2 separate regions of the Homo sapiens genome follow, and region 1 is linked to region 2. Evidence: chromatin loops called from intact Hi-C (ENCODE). Cell type or tissue: mammary epithelial cell. All regions are shown on one strand.

The links. Peaks named below come from ENCODE experiments on the same cell type or tissue, not always from the same donor. Only the 100,000 strongest peaks of a DNase experiment are listed, where the experiment ranks them.
Region 1: it touches region 2 in a loop (2.0-fold over the local background); 1 of 110 quality-filtered maps calls a loop at or near these places.

The regions. Positions count from the first base shown.
Region 1 is chr2:7,739,161-7,747,160 of GRCh38, reverse strand. No RefSeq gene overlaps it. Among named protein-coding and RNA genes, the nearest start is that of LINC01871, 17 kb to the right of the region's middle. In mammary epithelial cell, no CTCF peak of the experiment used is centred here; no DNase peak of the experiment used is centred here.
Region 2 is chr2:7,688,773-7,696,772 of GRCh38, reverse strand. No RefSeq gene overlaps it. Among named protein-coding and RNA genes, the nearest start is that of LINC01871, 33 kb to the left of the region's middle. In mammary epithelial cell, no CTCF peak of the experiment used is centred here; DNase peaks (open chromatin) are centred at 3,912 and 4,312; H3K27ac peaks cover 1,797 bases.

The DNA.
Region 1 (8,000 bases), 50 kb before region 2:
CGCACCTGACAGCCTTTCAGGTTTTATACACTACTGTTATTATTCACTATTATTATATGAACTTTATGATTTTTAATACTTTTATTTTTCTGTGTCATAGATTTGCTCTCTCATTTTCATTATTTCAAAAAATTGATCCTTAAAATTTCTGATCTATCTTGCTATTTTCCATATTTTGATAAGTTTTATTCACTTTCAGTTCATTCTTTTTGTTTTCCTTAGAGTTGTCTTTTATTTTTCAGTTTTTTTGAAATCAATCTCTGTTTCATATCTATTTGTTATTCTGTGACAAATAGGGTACTTTAGGATATGAATTTAACTCTGGATATAAATTTGGCAGCACCCCTTATGGTATATAACTGTAATGAGAGGCAGTTTTTTATTTTAATTTTTATTTAGATTACATATGCATGTTCCCTGTGTTTCAGAGCTACATGTGTGTTTCTCATCTCTGACTAGATGAGGGACCTCTCCCGGGTTTTAGATATCCATGGGCTAATGTCTTTCCTATGTGATTCTAAGTTCAGATGGAAGTGCACAGCTCTCCCTTAAATTATGTTCGGTTGAAGGTTTTCATCAGTTTTATTTTGCTAGCTTGAGTTTGAATCCTCCAATTGGTCAGTGTCTGACTATAGTAGAGAGTTTGAAGCATCCTGCAATTCTTTTTTGAGCTGATTTTCTACACGAAAGTGAATACAAGCTGCATCCATTGCCCATGAGCTTTTTCTTTTTGCCACTGCCTAGTTCCTTAAGTTAAAAAAAAAAAAAAAAGAAAAAACATTCTGCTTAGAAGGTGAGTATCCCAAGATGCAAGACTGCTCTGCTCATGCCCTTTTTCTTCCTTGTCTCATGGGCTGGGAGTCTGAGTGGGAATAGACGGGGGGTGCGTGAGCTGGTATGGAACACTGGGCCACTCAGGTAGCGTGTTCACTCAGCAAGAGGATCTCTGTCTCTGTTCATCAGTATTTGTTTTTGTTTACTTATTTTTTTATTGTTTGGTTGTATCTTGGCTCATTTTACAGTCACTACAAACCCTGAGATCCCTAAGAAGAGGCAGGCAACAGAACAGTGTTCAAAAGTCTTTTCCTACCATTTTTGGAGCCATCTGGCTTATTTTGACATGCAGGATAGAAAGTGGGATATTTAGTCCAAGAATATATTTCTTGGTACCTACACACATAGAAGATATATGTAGGGGGAAATACTGCCCCTTCTTGAGTCTATTGTCCATTTTTATCTCTAATGTACTGTGTTGATAGATTTTACTTTAATATGCCTTTATGGGTATTTTAATGAGATGGAAGGAACATTATCTGCCATGCTAAATGGAAGCCTCCTTTAATTCTTGAGTAACATGAGGAATTGGTAGGGACTTCTATTGATTGGAAGCATCTGTTTTGTCAGTATGGGATTCATTTCAGTCTTGGAGATAACCTTAAAAGCAGTATGAGAGAACAAGGAGGAATAGAAATCACTGTCACTTTTGTAGCCCTAAATCTATTGTTTCTCAAAGTCTTGAAGCTGTTCTAGCAGTTTAATTTGATTGGTACAGATGTGAAAGTGGAGCAGCCCTTGGCCTTGGGCTATGCGCCTGTGATTTATTTATTCAACAAATATTTATTGTGTGCCAGGTTGCATACTCATCACTGAGTACAAAATGGTCAGAAAGACACTTGGCTCCTGCCTTTTCGGTTACATATCTTAATGAGGAGGCAGACCAAAACCAAAAACTCTGCAGCAGCATGAGTAAAGAAAAGTCAATTGAATAAAAGCATTGGCAAGTTGCATTGTGTAATGAATAAAAAACTAGATACGTTTTTAAAAATATTAAGTAGAAAGCCGTTTTCCTCTGGTCAGGGAAGTCCTCTTCAAGACAGTGATATTTAAACAGAGCCAAGCTTTGAGAATTAGAAGCGGTTAAATGAAAGGTAAACAGAAACCACTATCGGTATAGGTAATAGCATTTATAAAGGCCCAGAGAAACGAAAAGAAAAAAAAAAAGAAAAAAAACCCAAACCATAAAGCTCTGTGTTTGAGAGTCAGAAAGATAACCAATGTAGCTGGCGGTTCTGACCAAACAGGAGTGTGGCAGGAAATGAGGTCAGTGAGACAGGCAGGGGCCAGATCTTGCCTGGAATTGTAAGCATGGTGAGTTTATGATGAGAAGGTCCTAGTGAGAACGTCATGGTGACAAGGTTGTGGTAAGATGGTCATGGTGAGAAGGTCATGGTGAGAAGCTCGTGGTAAGGATGGTAAAGAAGTATTGGAAGGATTTATATAGGACAGTAATATGATATCAGTTTTGTAATTTATGAACATTACTTTTACTGCTGTTGTAGAACAAATTAGAGAAACGTAAGTTAGGAACCCTGTTAAGATGGTGCTGCAATAATCCAGTGAGAGTTCATGGTGACCTCTGTTTTGATAGGCAAGGGGAGAGATGAATTGGTGCATGTAGAGAGAGGTCATTGGCTTAGTGGTAGGCATGTAAGGGGTTTTGAGCCTGATGACCTCTATTTGCAATGATCATGAGGGTGCATGTAGATGGATGGTAGAGGTCTGATTAACAAGAAGGTTTGAAAAACTAGTACTGGGAAAACATAATTTTTTGGCTACTATATAGCATCAGTTAAGGTTTGAGATCATGAGTTTAAAATGAATCCCCTCCGATTTAAAGTTATACCCAGCCATTAGAGAGACTTACCATATGTTGACATGAGTCCTTGCCCTATTACTACACCTGCTGCTAATTCTTGGGCTGGTAATTACTTTGCTGGTGCAGTTTTTGTGCCCTGGGACAGCAGAGCTTGGCTATTTGGCATGCTTCTTTCAAGAAAATGCCAACTTTTACCCCAAAAGTTCCCAAATAAGACTCTGTCTGCAAAATATTGTCAGTGTTTACTGTCCTACTTCTCCAAGAAACCTTTGAAAATCCTGAAATCTGAACATCCTCCTCCCTTCCTCACAGTAGTCTTTGTGTCTTTCTACTAAAGCATTGTGACTTTGTGCCACTGTCTGGCCCCGCCAACAATCCCTGAGCCATCTCATGCCGTACTGGCTTTCTCTCTGAGACTGTGCTGTCTTTCTTTTTGTCTTTGGTATATAACACATGTTGACCCTTTTTCTCAAAGTTCTAACACCCACTTATTTTTCAGGTTAAAAATACCCATGAAAAGGTATTTGTTAACACTTCCTACTAGTTTATGTACCCTCTGCATTCAAAAATATGTACCACTTTTCTCTGGGAGAGGACAATCCCTTCTCACCTATAGGTATCTCAGGGCTTAGTCATGTGACTCACCTTTTCCCAATGAGGTGTGAGTGGAAGAGACACTTGTCACTTCTAGGTGGAAGCTTTCAGAGCTGTCACTTTGTTTACATACTCTTTCTTCTCCAACCCCTGAGCTCTTAGACGCATGTGTCAATGATGAGATAGCCATCAGTTCAGATCCTTTTTTGACTACAAAGAACAGAATACCACTGTTTACCTGTAATGGGCATGTAATGTGGGAAGGAAACTTTTTTTTTTATCATTAAGTTGGTTGTTTTTTTGGATTGTGTAGTGCTGGAGCAGAACAATTTGTACCAAAGAAGGAATATAATCATAACAATAACTCTAAACTATGTGACATTGACTTTAGGATGGACAGCGAGCAGTAAGAAAACTCTTAACATTTGTAAGGATGATGATCCATATTAGGTTGCAGTGAAACACTTAGGAAAACTGCCATCAATGGTAAGTTGGAAGACAAATCAGTTTCTAATAAGAGCATAGGTTTAGGCAAATAAATGGGAAGAGAGACTTTGGTAACATGGTTTGGTTGCTAAAGGTTACATTTGACAAAGGTCAATGAAAAAGAGATGAGATCAGAAAAAAAATTGTTCAATTTACAAGCAGGAAGAAAAGGAATGGAAAATTCCTAATTCAATGACTTGAAGGGTTGAGAAATATAAGCGACTCTCAGTCTCCAAGCATTCAGACTCAGATTGATGAAAATTCAGTCTTGAGGCAAGGAACAAATCAAGAAGGTCATTATCCTCTTTGTTAAACTACCAACATTTTGCTGAATTACTTTAATTAGACATAATGTTTCAGGTATAAAGAGAATTGGCTTGGCTCTTCCATGAAACTGATAGGCTCAAAATACCAGCAATTAACTCTACTGAAAGAAAAATGCATGTCTGAAAAATAATTTTGGATGTGACTACTGAAACAAAGTAGATTTGAAAGAGTTGTATTTTTGAAGATCCACCAGTGTGGTCTAAAAGCTACTGACCTTTCAGGACTTAAGGCTTGGGCCCCCAACCTTCTCTAGGGAGAGAGCATGCTGGGAAACCTGTGCAGCCCTAAAGACAGATATTTCCTATTGACCTCCTCATATGTGGTCAATATGGTAATTAAAAAGAAGAAACAATTTGAACAATGGCTCAAGAAGTAGAACAGAAACTTAAAAAGCAATGTCTGTCAGTGGGATTTCAGAGTGTTCATTGAAATTATACAGTCCTTCTATCATTGTGTTTTGCTTGTAGGGAAGAAAGTAGTTTTTGTTTGTTTTGTTTTTGCTTTTTGTTTCGTTGGGTTTGTTTTTGGTCAGTATATAGATGTCCAAAGCCAAAACAGCTGCAGCCAGACCTGCCTGTGAAATAGTCATAAGCTCCTGGACTTTGAGCCTGATACCAGGAGTAGGCTTTGGATGGTTCCTTTTGGGGAAGGAGTGAAAGTATTTGCAAGTGGAAAGTAAAAAGTGAATGTTGATAGCTGTCTGCTGTCCCTCATGCATGGAGGGCGCTTCCTTCTTCATTGATGAAGGGCATGGCTGGGAAAACGGGCAATGCCTTGGCTGAGAAGTGCACAGAAATCACTTGAAGAATCAATGTGGTGATTCACTCTTTATCAGATACATGGTTTGCAATTGTTTTCTTCCATTCCCTAGGTTGCGTTTGCAACCTGATTATTTCCTTTGCTGTGCAGAACCTTTTTAGTTGACGTAGTCCCACTTGTCTATTTTTCCTTTGGTTGCCTGTGCTTTTGGTGTCATATCCAGGAAATCACTGCCAAAATCGATGTCATGGAGTTTTTCTCCTATATTTTCTTCTAGAAATTTTACAGTTTCAGGTTTTAAACATTTGTCTTTAATCCATTTTGAGTTTTTTTGTGTGTGTATGGTGTAAGATATGGATCCCACTTTATTCTTTTACATGTGGATATTTTTCTAACTCCATTTCTTAAAGAGACTGTAATTCCCTCATTGTGTGCTCTTGGTACCCAGGGTTAAGGCAAATCCAGAGCAAAGACATGAAAATTCAAAATTTGAAATAGCTTTAAAAATGGGCAAAGTACCTGAATAGAGATTTCTCAAAAGAAGACATACAAATAGGTAACAGGTACCTGAAAAGGTACTCAGCATCACTAATTATCAAGGAAATGCAAATTTAAAGCACAAGGAGATACCACCTCATACCTGTTAGAATGGCTATTATCGAAAAAAGCAAAATATAACAAGTTTTGGCAAAGAGGTAGAGAAAGGGGAACCCTTATGCACTGTTGATAGGAGTGTATAATGGTACAGCCACTATGGAAAACAGTTTGGAGATTTTAAAAAAAATTAAAACTGAATGACCATATGATCCAGCAATTCTACCTCTGTGTATATACCCAAAAGAAATCAGGATCTCAAAGAGATCTCTATATTCCCATGTTTATTGCAGGATTATTTACAATAGCCAAGATATGCAATAAACTCAAGTGTTCGTGAACAGATGAATGGATAAGAAATTTTCTATATGCATACTATCAAATATAATTCAGCTTTAAAAAAGAAGTAAATCCTGCCACCTGTGACAACACTGGATGATCCTGAAGGACATTGTGCTAAGTGAAATAAGCCAGGCACAGAAGGACAAATACTGCATGATTCCACTTATATGAAGTACCTAAAATAATCAAACTCAGAGAATCAGAGAAAATACAGTGGTTACCAGGGACCAGGGGGGAACAGAAATGGGGGATTGCTGTTTAATTGGCATGAAGTTACAGCTTTGCATGCACGTTGAGCACTAGCGGTCTGCTGTACAGTGTAGTGCCCATAGTCAACAGTGCTGTGTTATGCACTTGCAAATGTGTTAAGAAGGTAGATCTCATGTTAAGTGTTTTAAACACACACACACACACACAAACACACACACACACACACGGAGGGACCCAAGGAAGCTTTGCGGGATGGTAGTTATGACTATTACCTTGACTGTGGCGGTAGATTCACAGGTATATGTATGTGTCCAAGCTCATCAAATTGTATACATTAAATAGGTGCAATTTTTGTATGTCAATTATACCTCATAAAGCTTTTTTTAAAAAATTCAATTAAAGAAAGAAAGAAAAAAAAGAAAAAGCAAATGAATTAGTGTGTGGTGAGCTATGCTCTTTTTGTATCTTAGCTCTTGTAATTACAGAAGCATGCATTGAGACAGCACATGCAGGAACCTGGATTCCTGAGCGACTAAGAGTGACCCTTTGCTGACCAGCAACACATATGGGGTGGGGTGGGGTAAATGAGAAATAACTTTGCTACTCTCCAGCCAGGTCAGTTAGCTTCCGTTTGTCGGGTTCGCCTGTAGGCCCCATCCTATTCTAACTGATCCACCCTATTACCACTCACAGCATCCTACACATTCTCTCTCACCAGTAAGTATATCATTAGTTTTGTAACTTTATACGTATTGGGGTGAAAAACAGTACTACTTCATCAGGTAAATATGCTTCATGAAGGATGCTTTCTTTTTTTTAGGAACTTGCACTGATCAGACACTTAAGAGACAGCAGGTGGGGCCCTAAGAGTGTGAGCTGGAGGTGCAAGAAGAGACGGAAAAAATGGGCCATTATAAACCAGAAGCTGGAACTAGGGGCTCATCAGGAGAGCACAGAGATGAGCAAAGCTCTTGAGTAATTTATCAGACCAAGCTGGAGATGCCAGAAAAGGAAGAGGACTGTTCCAACTACAGGGAGTTTAATGCTCAGCTCTAAGTCTCTTGGTTGTCTTTGTAATGGTAACCACCTCCTCTGCAGGGCAGCCTCCAAGGAGTTCTGTGAGAGGGCTGTTCTTCCAGAAAGTATCAGGCCTGGGCCGTATGTCCCTGCTTGCTTTCAGGGACATGTGAAAGAACAAGCCCCAACAGAAAAGTAAATAATAAGAACACACTTAGAAACCAAAGGTGATGAGAAGAGCTAAAATCCCCAGGACTTACAGAGATCTTGAGAACAAAGGGCTTTTCGTGGTTGATGAGATGGGCATTTGGACAGGACTTCTCTGGGTCTTAAGGGCATGGTGATCCCAGCTGGTATCTATCCGGCTTACGTTTATTTGATATATATATCCCCTCCACTATTCTGCAAGCTCCCGGGGTAGAGGGCCAGGTCTGACTTGTTCAGCGTGTTTGTTCCCATGCCTGCTACAATCCCAGGCATAAAAATACGTGATGAAAAGAAAGTTGAATAAATGAACAAATGAATGAATTATTTATGTATAAATCTATCTTCTTCACTTGATTGGGAGTTTCAGAAAGGCGAAAGCCACATCCCATGTCTCTCAGCCATCTTTCTAACTAGGGGAAGTGTCAGTGTTTGGGGATGTATCAGTCTGTTCTCACACTGCTGTAATGACACTGGGACTGGGTAATTTAAAAATAAAAGAGGTTTAATTGACTCACAGTTCCACATGACTACGGAGGCCTCAGAAAACTTACAATCATGGCAGAAGGCAAAGGGGAACCAAGGCACGTCTAACATGGAGGCAAAAGAGAGAGAGTGAAAGAGCGAGGAAGTGCCACCCTTAAAACCATCAGCTCTCGTGAGAACTCCCTCACTCCCATGAGAACAGCATGGGGGAACCACTTCCATAATCCAGTCATCTTCCACCAGGCCCCTCCCTCAACATTTGTCTGGTGGACTTCCTTGTGTCCTCAGAACTCAATGTCTTTGCTTGGAAACATGGATTGCTATC
Region 2 (8,000 bases):
CGCCCCTGCCAGCCAGAGAGCAACCCACTTTGACTGTAATTTTCCTTTACCTACCCACATCCTATAAGACGGCCCCACCCCATCTCCCTTCGCTGACTCTCTTTTCAGACTCAGCCCGCCTGCACCCAGGTGAAATAAGCAGCATTGTTGCTCACACAAAGCCTGTTTGGTGGTCTCTTCACACGGACACATGTGGAATCTAGAATATTAGATAGAGTGCTTTGCAATTTCCAACTGAAGTGGGTTTTCAGTTTCCTTATTTTTGACGAATTAGCACCACAGCAATTAATATTAAAATCGATGTGATCGCATATCTCCTTTAGGGTACACAATTAGCTTAAGCCATCTTAAATGCCAAGAGACTGAGCAAATCTGAAACCTTATTTAAATTAATATTAACACGTGCCTATAAAGTGGTGATGTAGAGTGATAAGGGTAGAATTTGGAGTCACGTAAAACGGGTTTGAATTGCTAACAGCTTGACCTTGCACGAGCCATTAGTTTATCTTCCCAGTGTCCTTATTTACAATGTCTCTGTCAGGAAAGTATGTCACATATTTGTAAAAAGAATTAAGTTACATAATTCAACTAATGTAGAATCTGTTACACAGTAAGCACTTAATAAATGCTAGTTTTCATATATGCATGTAAATGACCAATTAAAAATATACATCGAGAGAGTGTTGTGTATGTGTCCATGTGCATGCGCTTCTCTGTCCCACTTTTATTCAGTTCTCATTTCTACCATTCCAATATAGCTTTGTCTTTTTCTCCCACTGAAATTGTGTGTCCACTGGTGTGACTGCTGTTTAATGGCTTGACGTCATGGAAGGCATAACCTGCTGTGGCATCTCAGCTCTGCCTTTTTCCAAAGGATACCATTTCCTCTGCCTTCCACTCTATTACTCTGCATCCCTATCTGAAATTTCTTCTTCTTTCTGAAATTCCGCCCCACTTTGTCATGCCCGTCTTTAAAAGGTAGATTTAAAATGGTTGTATACATGAGAAACCAGACTTTGGAGGACACTGAACTAAATAAAGGTACATTGTTTCCTAATAACATATGTTAGACTATATTTTTACTTAAGAAAATTTTCTTTTAAGATATAAACCCAAATCTGTTTCTTTATACAAATATTTATTTTCCTCTGTTGTGTAGGCACATGCCTTGGATATTATAGCACTGTCTAGAATAGCATATTTTCATCTCTTTAGCAAACTTATAAAACATAAGAGCCTGGAATCGTATATTCCTGGCATCTCTTCCAAGATGAAAGGCACTTCTCTTACTGAAGCTATGAACTCTGGATCCTGGCTTTGACATAGGTCTGATTAGACACTTCTGAGATATCTGAACTGGAAGGGGCCATGAGTGTCCTGTGGGTGTTGGGCTATTTTCCTGCATATCGTCCTTCACTCTTCCCAAGCTCTGCTGTGAATCTCAGGTGGGCTCACCCCTCTGGGCTACCTTTCCCAGGCTCCCAGGTGAGCTCAGTTTGGACAATGAGAAGCTCTAGAGGGACATTGGAAGGTGGGAGGAAGGGAGAAGCCAAGCTCATTCTCTCTTCCTCCTAAGATGGGAGCCCCCATAGTGACTGCATCTCCTACCAGAGATGCCCTCCATGAACCAAATTTTCACCTGGTGACACTGACCTCTGTGGTCTCACAACTACAGACCTTTCTTTCTCTCCTGCATCCTAGGCTAGGGAGTGGCTTCCTGTGCCTGATTGCTTGGTTCCCTCATCATTCCATGTTTGGATTTTTCAGCTCTCCCATTGCCTATGTAAACCGTTTCCTATATTGATCTCCTCTCTTTGAAACAGAGTGGCTTTCTTTCTTATTTGAAACTTGATTGATACAAGTGTCCTATTGTCTAGGGCTTTGCAAGCTCTTCTCCTCAGTACCATAGGGTTTTTTCAGAGCTCCTTACGGCCTCCTGCTGACTCAAGAGGGGAAAGGGCAAAAAAGCAGCAGTGGTGCGGCCACTGTAGCTGTGCAGATACAGCAACCTGTCAGAAATGGTTCCTGCATGCAAGAAGCTCACAGTTTAGTAGAAATAACTCTCATGCATTTGTGAATCTGTGACGTTTATGTTGGACTGAAATGTGACTTCTGATCTCATTGTCTGAGGAAGGTTTTTTCTTGCTAAAGATATGAATGACTGAATCAATCAATCAATCAATCAACCAGTGGGGAAAGAGCATTGTATCAGTTGCCATGGGATTTTGCCTATGCGTCAGTAGGGATAAAATGCACAGGGAAAGAGCATTGCATGAATGAATGAAGAAATGAACAAACAAACAGAGAAAGAAGGCTGTATCAGTAGCCAAGGGTTCTTGTCTAAACTCCGCTATTAATTTGCAAGTTTCCTTTGGGGAAGTCCCTCCTCCTTCCTGGGCCTGTTTTCTCATCTATATAATGACGAGTTTTTACCAGGAAAATAGGTTTCATTGTGAATGTGAAATGTGACAGTTGATAGTAGTTTCTTGTTTACTCTAATGCGAAGGGTGTGGCTGAGGCCCTGGAGCCTTGGTGGACAAAAGTATCATGCCTGTGTGAGCCCGGGGCGGGGACACTGTATATCCTCGTGGATGGGTACTGTCTAAGGGCAGACTGGTCAGATGTTCTGTTTCTCCATTTTAACTGACTAATTGGCAAATAGCCTCATCTGAGGCTTTCTCCGCATACAGAGGTGAGTGGAAATTACTGTTGCTCAGGATGAAAGAACATGATCTTTACTGAATTGCAGCATGAAGGATTCCTCCCCACTGTAACTGCCCATTTGCCTATCTGTCTTCCACACTAAAGTGAGAGTTTCTTGGAGATAAGGATGATTCATTGGCACTGGTAGATCCTCAATATCTAATACAGGTGTAACTTAGGCTACATAGTGGGAATTGTTCGTTAGATTTGATGTATGTGACGCAAATCGTGGAATGTATCTGCAGATAAGCCAGGGGCCAAGGCTGCACATAAATATGAAGGTCAGTATCAAGTGGCCTCTGTCTTAGCCAGTAGAGCCCAAAAAGCAGAGCTTCAGGCAGGGTGTGGATGCAGGTCACTTATTTTGGAAAGTGGAATCGGAAAAGAGTAATATAAGAAAGGAAGTAGAGGTAAACTAGGGGTGTTTACCAAGCTGATTACTGCCGGTGGTGACTGGGGATACCTGGGGGATCCCCCACAGTGCAAGGGTTGGACAAGGGTATATTTATGAACTATCTTCCATCCTCCTTTGTTTAAGGGTTGCCCCCTGGGGTATGAACTTTCTCGGACTTCTAGATTAGTCCAGGCATCAGGAAGACTGGGGAGTTGCCTTACGACTCCCACTTGGCAGTGACGGAGAAGCCCTAGGGCAGAAAGCAAGAAGTGGCAAAGTGTGCACCTAAGTAGCAAAATGTGCTAAACGTGGTTTCAACAGCAATGAGGGAATTTAACAACATGGACAGAGAGAGAGGGTGAGAAGGATCACAGGAGAGGTCTGACACAAAAGCTTAAGGTGAGTCTTCTTTAGTTCTTTGGAGGTGACCGTAGGGAGTTGAGGACACCAATATCCATTTTTCTTTTGCATTTCATATCACCAGAGCTGCTGCAGCTCAAAGACAGAGTAGATGCACAGAGCCACTGGCATTGCTCTCCAAAGCTGCTGTCTAGTGCCCTTGGCGATAGGCCAGGAGGTCTCCTGGGGCTCAAGCTGTCTGAGCCTGGGCCACATTGCTACAGAGCTTAGATAAGACTCCATGGAGACAGGAACACCCAGGTCCATCTTTACAACTCACATGCACTCAGCTCTTCAGGACTTGAGGCTGCCTCATCTGAACTTGGGTCACCTCTATGGACTCTCATTGGCTCACTGTCATTGGCCAGCCATCCAACATCTCACAAAGCTGTTGCAATGCTGGCAGGGTGGGGTTGGTGCAAGGGCTGAGAGACAGGCCAAAGGAATCAAAACTATGAATGGGTGGGAGCAACAGGACTGTGGCTCACAGCTGTGTTGCACAACCTATATGCTGATGACAAAACCACAACATTAATTTAAAAATGGAAGAGAATGTCTGTGTGATTGAGGGAAGGGGAGAACTTTCAACAATTTCCAGAGCACTAAATATGAGGCAAAGATTGGTTAATTTGATTACCTCAAAATTAAGGTTTTCTGTTCAAAATGAGAAGAGGGAAAATAATTTAAATGTCTGAAATTGGCAAGAGATTAATATCTGTATTACAAAAGGAATTCCTAACAAGCACATGAAGAAACTTTTTAGTCATTAATAATTAGATAAACAAGACATACAGAAAGCTATGACTCCAAGCCTATTAGGCTGCTGAGAAAACCACAAAGGGTGTAAAAGATGATCATATCAAAGGTTGACAGAGATGTGCAATACAGGAATATGTTCTAGGAGGATACAGGTGGGTGCAGTCACTTTGAAAACCAACCTGATAGTAATCAATCAACTGAAGTATAGATACATCTTACAACTCCAGAAATTCTTTCCCCACGTACACAGCCCTCAGAAATCCTTCCACATATCCATGAGAAGACTTGCACAAGGATGTTTATTGAACACAGTTAGTGATGCCAGCCAGCTGCGACTTCCTGGGAGGAGGTGGTTCAATTGTAGACAGACATTGTGGAGGAGTGAGCAGCAGTTTGGGGCACAATTTGGGTGCTTTGGTGTCCTACAATCTCATGAGAGATCTTAAAAATGTGGTACTTAATGAAAATGTAAGAAGAACAGGGAGAAGACTGACACAGTGACAATTATTTCAATACTACCCATTTTAAAAAAGAAAGACACCCGTCATATAATATTAAAATTGTTGATAAGGGGAAGTAGAAATGTATTATGAAGATAAAAGTGAATAAATAATGAAACGAGAATCTCGCATGACCAGTGATAATGATGTACAGTAAACTGAAGAGTGTGTGTGTTTAACTCCATCATTTGCATTTCTGTGTTTGAGGTTAAAAATCAATATATAATTGTATAAAGTTCTCTACTTTTTTTGTTGGTTTTTATCTTTCAAATTTTATTTTTACTATTTTTTTATTTATTGATTTTAAGAGAAAGGATCTCACTATGTTGCCCAGGCTGGTCTCGAACTCCTGGGCTCACATGATACTCTTGCCTAGGCCTATCAAAGTGTTTAGATTACAGGCATAAGCCAATGCACCTGGCCCTATAACTCTCTATTTAACCTAACTATAATATTAAGGAGACATAAAAGGAAACTAATATATAAAATAATAAGTATATGGAGATACATAATGCTCTGACCCAAATTCCGAATTCTTTTGTATTTGAGAGTTACAATTGCAGATGATACAGGAGTTGCAGAGGGCCCTCAAATATCACCAGCAGTGTCTCAGTGAGGTTGTGATTTTTCAGTTTTGTGGCTGTTGGTAAAATCCCCAATAACACAAAGCATATTCTACTTTTGAATTAAAAAGTAGCGGTGTTCTTGGAAAATTAGTAGGTATTAAAGCTGTGCAAAGAAAATTGTGTGTTTCTATTTGTAAACTATAATTAAATTCTAGATTCAAATAATTTTTAAAAGCTTTTCCACTCACATGAATATCAGGTGAGGGATGTGAAAGTTGCATAAAATAAAGAGAAGTTTTTATGGCACATAATTGTCCTATAAATTGGAGGGCATCTGGCATCCAAACAAATGCCAGTAAATCCCACCCCCAAAGGTTGTGACAAAAGGATACACCCAAATACTGATGATTTCTCCTAGGAGGGGATACAGTCTTCATTGATCTCTATTGGGAATATAAAATTCAGAGTGACTCTAGTGGAAATCCAATTTCTTTTACTCTATATGGTAAAACTTCTATAATCTTCAGGTTTTAGAATTTGACTTTATATGGTATCTTGAAAGCGAAGGTTAGAAAAAAGGTAAAATCTCTTATAAAATGATTTGTAGGAGATGAGAATTTCATTTAAATTGACCTGAATGAGGTAAGCCTTGGTGGTCTCTGGTATGCTACAATCATCGATATAACAACGGAAGCAATGAATACCTGGTTATTTCCCAGGGAAAACCCCCAATCCTGGTTCAGTTGGAAATAACTCACGGCACATGAGAAAAGCTAAAATAATGATTAATTAGAACATGACTATGGGGAAGCTATGAACATGTTGTTATAATAGCAGCAATTTTTGCTTTACTTATTGAAAAGTCACATGGATTATAATAACTACTCTTGGTCTGATATTGGTTTCCTTTCATATTTTCCAAACTTTTAAAAAAGAGGATTCTATTTTCAAATGAGCTATTAGGTATATCTGTAAAATGTAAAGCAGATGAAAGATAAAATCAGTATTTTGTAATGCAAATATATTTTATAAGCTCAAATTTATAACATTTTCTTATTATAATATCAAGTAATTACAAAATGAGGCAGTTTTTTGGCTTAATTGAAATCAGGGTTATGGATGATAGCCCAGTCTGATTGTTAGCATTTGATTTATCCTGGATTTTTGCTGCGACTGTACAAGATTAAAATATCCTGATTCATTATACATAGGTGGTTGCAATTTCTTTTTAAGTTTGCCTTGCATTCTCAAGACTTAATGTATAAATCTGTTGCCAAAGCCTAAAATATAAATGATAAAATTGTCATTTAAAAATTAAACATATCATCAGCAATATGAAACTTCTCTTGTAGCCAAACCATAGTACCTGTTCTTGTAGTGAACACATAAATCCAAAAGCTAGACAGATAGTAAAACCAACTAAACTAAACCAAACCAAACAAAGAGAGAAATCACTTAAGCCCTGAAACTAACTGCATTAGGACACATCACATAGAGGTGTGTCATATTAATATGTTCTCTTTTTTTTTTTTTTTTTTTTTTGGATGGAGTCTTGCTGTGTCTCCCAGGCTGGAGTGCAGTGCAGTGGTGTGATCTCAGCTCACCAGGCAGCCTCTGCCTCCTGGGTTCCAGCATTTCTCCTGCCTCAGCCTCCCAGGTAGCTGGGATTACAGGCATGCACCACCACGCCTGGCTAATTTTTGTATTTTTATTAGAGATGGGGTTTTACCATGTTGGCCAGCCTGGTCTCGAACTCCTGACCTCAGGTGATCCACCTGCCTCAGCCTCCCAAAGTGCTAGGATTACAGGCTTGAGCCACCGTGTCCGGCCCATATGTTCTTTTATTTCACAGATTGTAATGAAACTGGGGCAGGAGCACGAGTCATTCACAGGTGCCTGAGCCTTGCCTGGCACTGATGGAAGAAGACCCATAGCTGTGACAGTACCCAGTACACACTTGGATTTCAGGTAAGCACGGATCCTTGTGGAAGTTTGAGTCTTCTCAAGGTCAATGGAGACCTAGAATCTTTTTCTTCAATCATTTACCTGATATGAATTTAGACATATTCACAGAATACATGAAAAAAGATGTTCAGATCTGTTTTAAAATAGGGTATCCTAGTACTACAAATAAATGCATTGGACCAGTATGTTAAAATCTGATGCAGAACTGCACTGTTTTAAAATTGTTAAATATGAATATTAAACATAAAATTCTGAGATGCCATTTACACAGCTGAAAGCAATCATTTGTAGAATCTGTCCTATTTAAAAGTAACTGCATTTTTAAAGAGATAGTTAGATGTTTCTAGTTAGAAACATATTCTTAGTACCAAAGCACAGAAGAAGCTAGAAACAAACAGACTTCATGGCTATCGATGAGTTTCCACTCCCTGGCTGCCATTCCCCTGATTGTTTTGGTTCTTAATCTTCTTATGCCCTATAATGATATTCATCATCTTTTAATGTACTGAATAAGGTAGTTTTGAGGATCCAGTAATCACTTTTTGTGGGAGTGCTTTGATAAGACATTTCAAGCCTTCTCTGCCTCTTACAGATGTGTAATTTGCCTTGTAAACAAGATCCGGGCTTTGCATGCTCGTTGTAAGACAGTAGGTGTCATTCTAAGATAGACATGTCATTCCAAAAGGAAGTTTAATTATAAGACAGCCATGCTTA